2 separate regions of the Homo sapiens genome follow, and region 2 is linked to region 1. A link is a loop called in an ENCODE intact Hi-C map of the cell type or tissue named here. Cell type or tissue: heart left ventricle. All regions are shown on one strand. Links, peaks and the distances in the headings refer to the core of each region. The heading gives the core; the rest is flanking DNA. Region 1 holds the start of TNNI2 (troponin I2, fast skeletal type). Region 2 overlaps LSP1 (lymphocyte specific protein 1).

Region 1 (2,890 bases), core at 137-2,636:
CTCAGGCCGGCTGACCGTGGTGGTGCTGGAGGCTCGAGGCCTGCGTCCAGGACTTGCAGGTGAGGGTCACACCTGCCCACGTTGTTGTACAGAGGGGGGGCCCGTGCTCAGCCCCGAGCCCTGGGATGCCCCTTCGGCAACCTTGCCCTCCCAGAGCCCTACGTGAAGGTCCAGCTCATGCTGAACCAGAGGAAGTGGAAGAAGAGAAAGACAGCCACCAAAAAGGGCACGGCGGCCCCCTACTTCAATGAGGCCTTCACCTTCCTGGTGCCCTTCAGCCAGGTCCAGGTGGGCCACCGGGAGGCAGGGGCAGAGCGAGACCCAGTGCCAGACCACGATGACTGTGGTCTTTCTCCCCCAACTCCAACCTCTGGCCTGTCTCTGCACAGAATGTGGACCTGGTGCTGGCTGTCTGGGACCGCAGCCTGCCGCTCCGAACTGAGCCCGTAGGCAAGGTGCACCTGGGTGCCCGGGCCTCGGGGCAGCCCCTGCAGCACTGGGCAGACATGCTGGCCCACGCCCGGCGGCCCATTGCCCAGCGGCACCCCCTGCGGCCAGCCAGGGAGGTGGACCGCATGCTGGCCCTGCAGCCCCGCCTTCGCCTGCGCCTGCCCTTGCCCCACTCCTGAATGCACCACATGCCTCTGTCTCCCCGCTGAGCCCAGGCACTTGCCCAGGCCGCCCTGCAGGACCACTGCAATAAACGCCTTCTCCTGCCACTGTGTGTCCGGCTGGAGCCTGGAGGGGATGCAGAAATAGGGCCCGGGCCCGCTCACCAGGGTCCCCTGACAAGGACGGGGGAGGGGCTCCTCTCCAGACTCAGCCAGGCCCTGAGGCCTCTGACCGGTCCCTGCTTGACCCTCGGGTAGGGGTGGGGAACCTCCCCGGGGAGCACAGATCTCCCCTCTCCGGGCCGCCTGGGAAGACCGGGGAGGTGGGGGCCAGAGAGTCGGGACCACATGGGATGGGGCGGGCTAGAGCCAGCCCTGTAGGGACAGAGTGGGCAATGGTGTCTGGGGGCTGGTGAGCATGGAGGGAGGACCCCCAACACCTCAGAGACCTGTGCTGCAGGGCCTTCCCTGCATGAGCAGCAGGGGGCAGCAGATGCCTTCGGAAGCCGCTGGGGCCTTTAGGGGCTCAGTCCTGGCCGGATGCCCCTCCCAGTCCCCACACATCTGGGCTGCCTTAGCGGCTGGGGCCTCCACGCTGCTGTCTCCTCTGATCCTCCCCACGGGGCTGCGAAGCCGGCAGGGCTGGGGCCAAGAGCCCCCACTCCGAGAGGGTGCCAAGTCACGGTCCAGGGGACCTCTGCAGGGCGGGGGCCTGGGGGCTGGGGGGGCGATGGCCTCGGGCCTGGGTGAAAAGGGCAATGCCAGGCCTGCCCGGGCAGCCAGGAGGGCCCCAAGCCCCCACGGGTGTGAGAGGCTCCCAATGCAGGTGGCGCCATTCTCCTTAGGTTGAAGGATGTGTTCCAAGTCGCCCGGCAAGGGGACTGCAGCAGGGCGTTCTGGGCAGGCGGGAGGGGCCCAGAGGCACGTGCGGCGTGCCCCTCACTCCTGGTCCTGCTCCCCAGGCAGGAAGATAGCATCACGCAGGGAGGGGGCAGCCCCCAGCCCTCGGCCACTGTGGCAGGGCCCAGAAGGCCACATCTGGAGGTCCAGGCCTCACCCCAGAAGCCAGGCTTGCAGAAGGGGGTCAGGCCTGGGCTGAAGTGGGAAACCCATTGCAGGGGCTGAGCCGGGGAGCTGGCCCCGCAGGGAGAGGCTGTGGCTGTCGCCAGCAAGCAGCCAGGTTGGTGGACTGGACGCTGACCTCGGGTGAGATGGGCTGAGGCGAGGTGTGGATACTCGCAGCTACCCCTCAGCTGACCCGAGCTGTGTGCCCGGCTGAGGCCACAGGCAAAGCCAGGGACACTGTCCTCAGGCTCCTTACGAGAACGACAGAGGCATCTCCAGCGCGTCACCGAGCCCTAAATAGAGTAGCCCAGCCACGGCACCCCCCACCAAGACTTCTTGGACTGGGCGGCAGCACGCGGCCAGGCCAGGCGGCCGGACAGGTGGGGAGGTCTCTGTGGCTCTCCACGCCCCCATTGGTCTGAGGAGGACTCTATGCCCTTTCTGAGCAGGGGCCCAGCCTGGGGGAGGCCATTTATACCCCTCCCCCTGGGCCCACCAGCCCAACTCGCCGCTGCCGGCCTGACCTCGCTCCCAGCCCTGCTGCCCAGATTCTAGGTGAGGCCCAGCCCGGCCCGCCGAGGCCGGGGGACAGGGCGTGGCTCGAGCTGGTTTGAGGGAGGACTTCCTGGGGCGGGGGTCTGGGGGCCTGGGGGATGCCACCAGCAGCCCCCTTTGGGGCCTGCACGGGTCCGGGAGTGAGAAGGAGAGGCTTTGGGGAGGCAGCTGTAGCGAGAGGCAGGTATTAGACACTCCCTGACCACCAGGCTTCACCTCTGGGGACCCTGGAAGGAGAGTTTAGGGGTCAAGAAGCCCCAGAACCTGAGCCCCCAGGCCAAACTGAGGAGGGATTTCTTCCATGCACTTAGGCCCAAAGCCAAAGAGAGAGGGTTAAAAATAACAGCGTCACTCAGGCGGCCACCTGCGCTGGCCCATCCCACCCTCCCTCGGGGACAGCTGCAGCTCCTCAGGCTATGCCTGGGACATTTTGGGAACACTTTCTCCTCTTACTTCTCACCCTGGGGAATTCCAAGACATTGTCCTTGAAGGAGGTGAGAGTAGGGGGAGGAGGTGAGAGTAGGGGGTGGGCGGGAGGGGGCTGTCATCAGGAGCCCTGAACCCCTCACCACCTACCTGATGGGCACAGGCATCACGGTGGCAAGGGCCTGGCCAACACCTCTGTCTTCCTCTCCCCACAGGCTCCAAGCTCAGGACCT
Region 2 (2,890 bases), core at 100-2,599, 51 kb after region 1:
CAGGCTCCATTTCCAGCACCCATCACACCACAGGGTGGGGCAGCTGTCCTCCTACCATCTTCCCCTGCCAAACCCTGACTCTCAAGCAGCTGTGGCAGAGGCTTTTTCTGGTACCTCTGTGTCCCTCTCCTGTGGTTGGCCACCCCCACCAGAGCCTGGCTGACTGCTGAGTAGGCCCCTCCACTCTCCCCACCAGGGCCACAGCCCCTTCTCTGTCCCGCTTGGCCAAGCTGTTCCCATAGGGTTGGGACTGAGGGCTCCCTCCTCATCCAGCTGTCAAAGCCTGGGCATGGCCAGTGCTGAGACCCTCGCTGTCCCACCAGCGAATCCCTCGAGTTCTGCCCCCTCAGGCTGTCAGCCCAGGTAGGGGAAGCAGAGGTGGGCCGAGAGAGAGGTCACGCTGGGCCCTCCTCCACCCCTGATGAGCCCCTCCCTGCCTGCCCCTGAGCACTTGTATTGGTGCCAAGTCCCACGCTGGCTGAGGGCTCCCCCCTGCACCCTAGTCCCAGGATCTGGCTCTGCCATCAGGAAGCACAGGCAGCAAAACTGCTGACTGCTCCTGACGCCGATGGCCAAGCCAGCCTGACCGCACCCATGCCTCAGCAAGCAGAGATCTGGCCCCAAACCTTTGACAGCAAAAGGTGACAGCAAAAGGGAGGATCAGTGAGAGGCCCAGGCCCCTGAGGAGCCTGGGCTAGGTCAGTAGATGCAGTCCTCTGCCATCTTACCTAAAGTTTTCATCCCAAGGCCCCCATCCTACATCCCGACGCAGACCCCTTCTCTGTTCCCCTCACACCACTGCAGCCCAGGGGCTCCAGCTCGTCCTCTCTGCCCCGTCCACCTGACCACCCTCCTAACCATGCAGACTTCCCTCAGCACCCCATGTGCCCTTCCCAGGCTGCCCTGCACCCCATGCCCCTTGGGCCCTGGTGCATCTTCATGCAGCAACTATGGGCCCCCAGCTAGAGCCTCAGCCCCTTCTTCTGTCCATCCCATGGTCCTGGGCTCTGGGGGCCATTCTGGCCACTTCACTGGAGCCTCCAGCCAGTCGCTGTGCGGTTGAAGTTCTTGGGCTGGGGGCTCAGCTCCAGGATGGAGCGGACTGTGGGAGGGGGCCGGGTGGCCTCCTGCAGCTTCCGGGCGTTGAAGCGAGGCCGGTACAGGAAGGGCAGGCGGGTGAGGCTGGCTGGGGTGTGCTCCCCACCGCTGGGCCCTGCCAGGCGCCCTTGGGCCTCCGCCACTGACATGCGGTACAGCACGGCATCCCACATCCTGGAGGTCCGGGAGGCGGGGGCCCGGGGTGCGGTGAGGGCGGGCACCTCCTGCTCTGTGGGGGCAGGCACCTCCTGCTCTGTGGGGGTGGGCACCTCTGGCTCCAGGCTCTGCCGCGGCTCTGGGCACGGAGGCTCTGGGGCCTCCTCCAGCAGCTGCTTCTTGAGCCACGTCCAGCCACTGAGCCGGGGCTTGGGTGCAACTTTGGGGACAGGGCATGGGTGAGGGCCTGATGGTGGGGTAGGGGATGAGGCCCAGGCAGGGCTGGACACTCGCTCGGCCTCAGCGGCGGGGCCAGCCATCGGGGGCTCCTCCAGGTGCTCTCTGCCAGGGCCCATGGGGACCAGGCTGTGCGGTGAGGACTCCAGCGAGCGGCAGGTCGGGGCTATGGGCACCACAACCCTGGCACTAGCCTCTCTGGGCACTGAGGCCTGGAAGCCGGGTGGCGGCCGTGGTACAGGGGGCTCCTCAGGCAAGGGACTGGCAGCCTGGACTGTGGTGGGCAGTGGGCGGATGTGAGCCACTGGGACCAGGGGCTGGGCCCTGGGGGGACTTGGGGTGGCATCTCCATCCTGGCTGTTGGATCCCACTTCTGGGGCTGTCCTGGGAGGCTCAGGGGTCCCATTGTGTGGGGATGGTGCCAGCTGGATGTGCACCTGGGTGACGTGGGTGCCCCCACCCCCAGAGACAGGGACGAAGCCACTGGGGGGCCGGGTAGGTTCTGGGGCCGAGGCTACAACCTGGGGCCCCATGGCCCTGAATTGAGCAGCTAGAATCCTGCGCTGGGTGAGGCCGATGGAGAACGTGGACTTCTGCAGGGGTGATGCCACGTGGTGGATGATGGGGGTGTGCGGGGAGCGGGGTAGGGCAGCCACCATGCGGGGAGCCTCGGCGGGGCGTGGGGCTTCAGGAAGGCGTGGGGCTTCGGCGGGGTGCGGGCCCTCAGCAGCGTGCGGGGCTGTGACCTCCTGGTCATGGCTGGCCTCACTCACGGGGGACAGGGAGGTGCGGAAGGCCCTGGGTGGAGCGAGGTGTGTGCCTCCCATCATCTTCTTCCGGGCTGCCTTCCTCAGGAGCTTCTGCAAACGCAAGTTGTCCTTCCCTGGCTTGGGCAGCAGGGGCGGTGGGGGTCCAGGGGTTCCCTGGAGGCTTGGGCCGCACACCTCGGGTGCCATCGACGCAGCCGATATGAGCATGACTGTGTCCTAGGGTGGGAGGGACAGTGGTCAGGCCAGCCCTCCTCCCTCCTGAGGTGGGAGGCCTGTGTCTCCTGTGGTCCAAGGAGGACCTGGGGCCAGGGGTGTGGAGGCCTGAGTATTCTGCTTCCTGAGCACCCAGAACCTGCCAGGGACATGCTGAGCTCGACTGTGCCTTGGGGACTTTGGGGTGGCCCCACCATCACCCTAGTGTAGAAATGAGGCCACAGAGGCCGAGTCCCTCCAGGGATGGGGCTAGAACCTGCCTCCAGGGCTCTGTCCTCCATGCCACCCCAGCACAAAGCAGGCCCCAAGTACACAGCCTGGGTCAGGCCGCAACACCGTGTGGGCTGGGGTGGGAGACGGAGACGCGGGTGAGCCCCAAGTGACAGGCATGCCCCTGGCCAGCTGCTGGCCAAGCC

What was found. A loop is a pair of places that touch in the nucleus more often than their neighbours do. Peaks named below come from ENCODE experiments on the same cell type or tissue, not always from the same donor. Only the 100,000 strongest peaks of a DNase experiment are listed, where the experiment ranks them.
Region 2: it touches region 1 in a loop (2.7-fold over the local background); 45 of 110 quality-filtered maps call a loop at or near these places.

The regions. Positions count from the first base shown.
Region 1 is chr11:1,836,803-1,839,692 of GRCh38, forward strand. SYT8 (synaptotagmin 8) reads left to right here. Exons shown (of 8, transcript NM_001394072.1): 6 at 1-59; 7 at 155-288; 8 at 390-719. The coding sequence ends at 629. It overlaps TNNI2 (troponin I2, fast skeletal type), which reads left to right and starts at 2,179. Exons shown (of 8, transcript NM_003282.4): 1 at 2,179-2,231; 2 at 2,873-2,890. RefSeq lists a silencer at 1,013-1,122. In heart left ventricle, for the core only: CTCF peaks have their summits at 1,100 (motif pointing right) and 1,300; DNase peaks (open chromatin) are centred at 419, 1,119, 1,839 and 2,029.
Region 2 is chr11:1,888,117-1,891,006 of GRCh38, forward strand. The region is part of intron 10 of LSP1 (lymphocyte specific protein 1); the gene reads left to right. It overlaps PRR33 (proline rich 33), which reads right to left. Exons shown (of 1, transcript NM_001395380.1): 1 at 1-2,890. The coding sequence starts at 2,468. The coding sequence ends at 1,029. Among named protein-coding and RNA genes, the nearest start is that of PRR33, 2.3 kb to the right of the region's middle. In heart left ventricle, for the core only: no CTCF peak of the experiment used is centred there; DNase peaks (open chromatin) are centred at 375, 495, 1,265, 1,585 and 1 weaker place.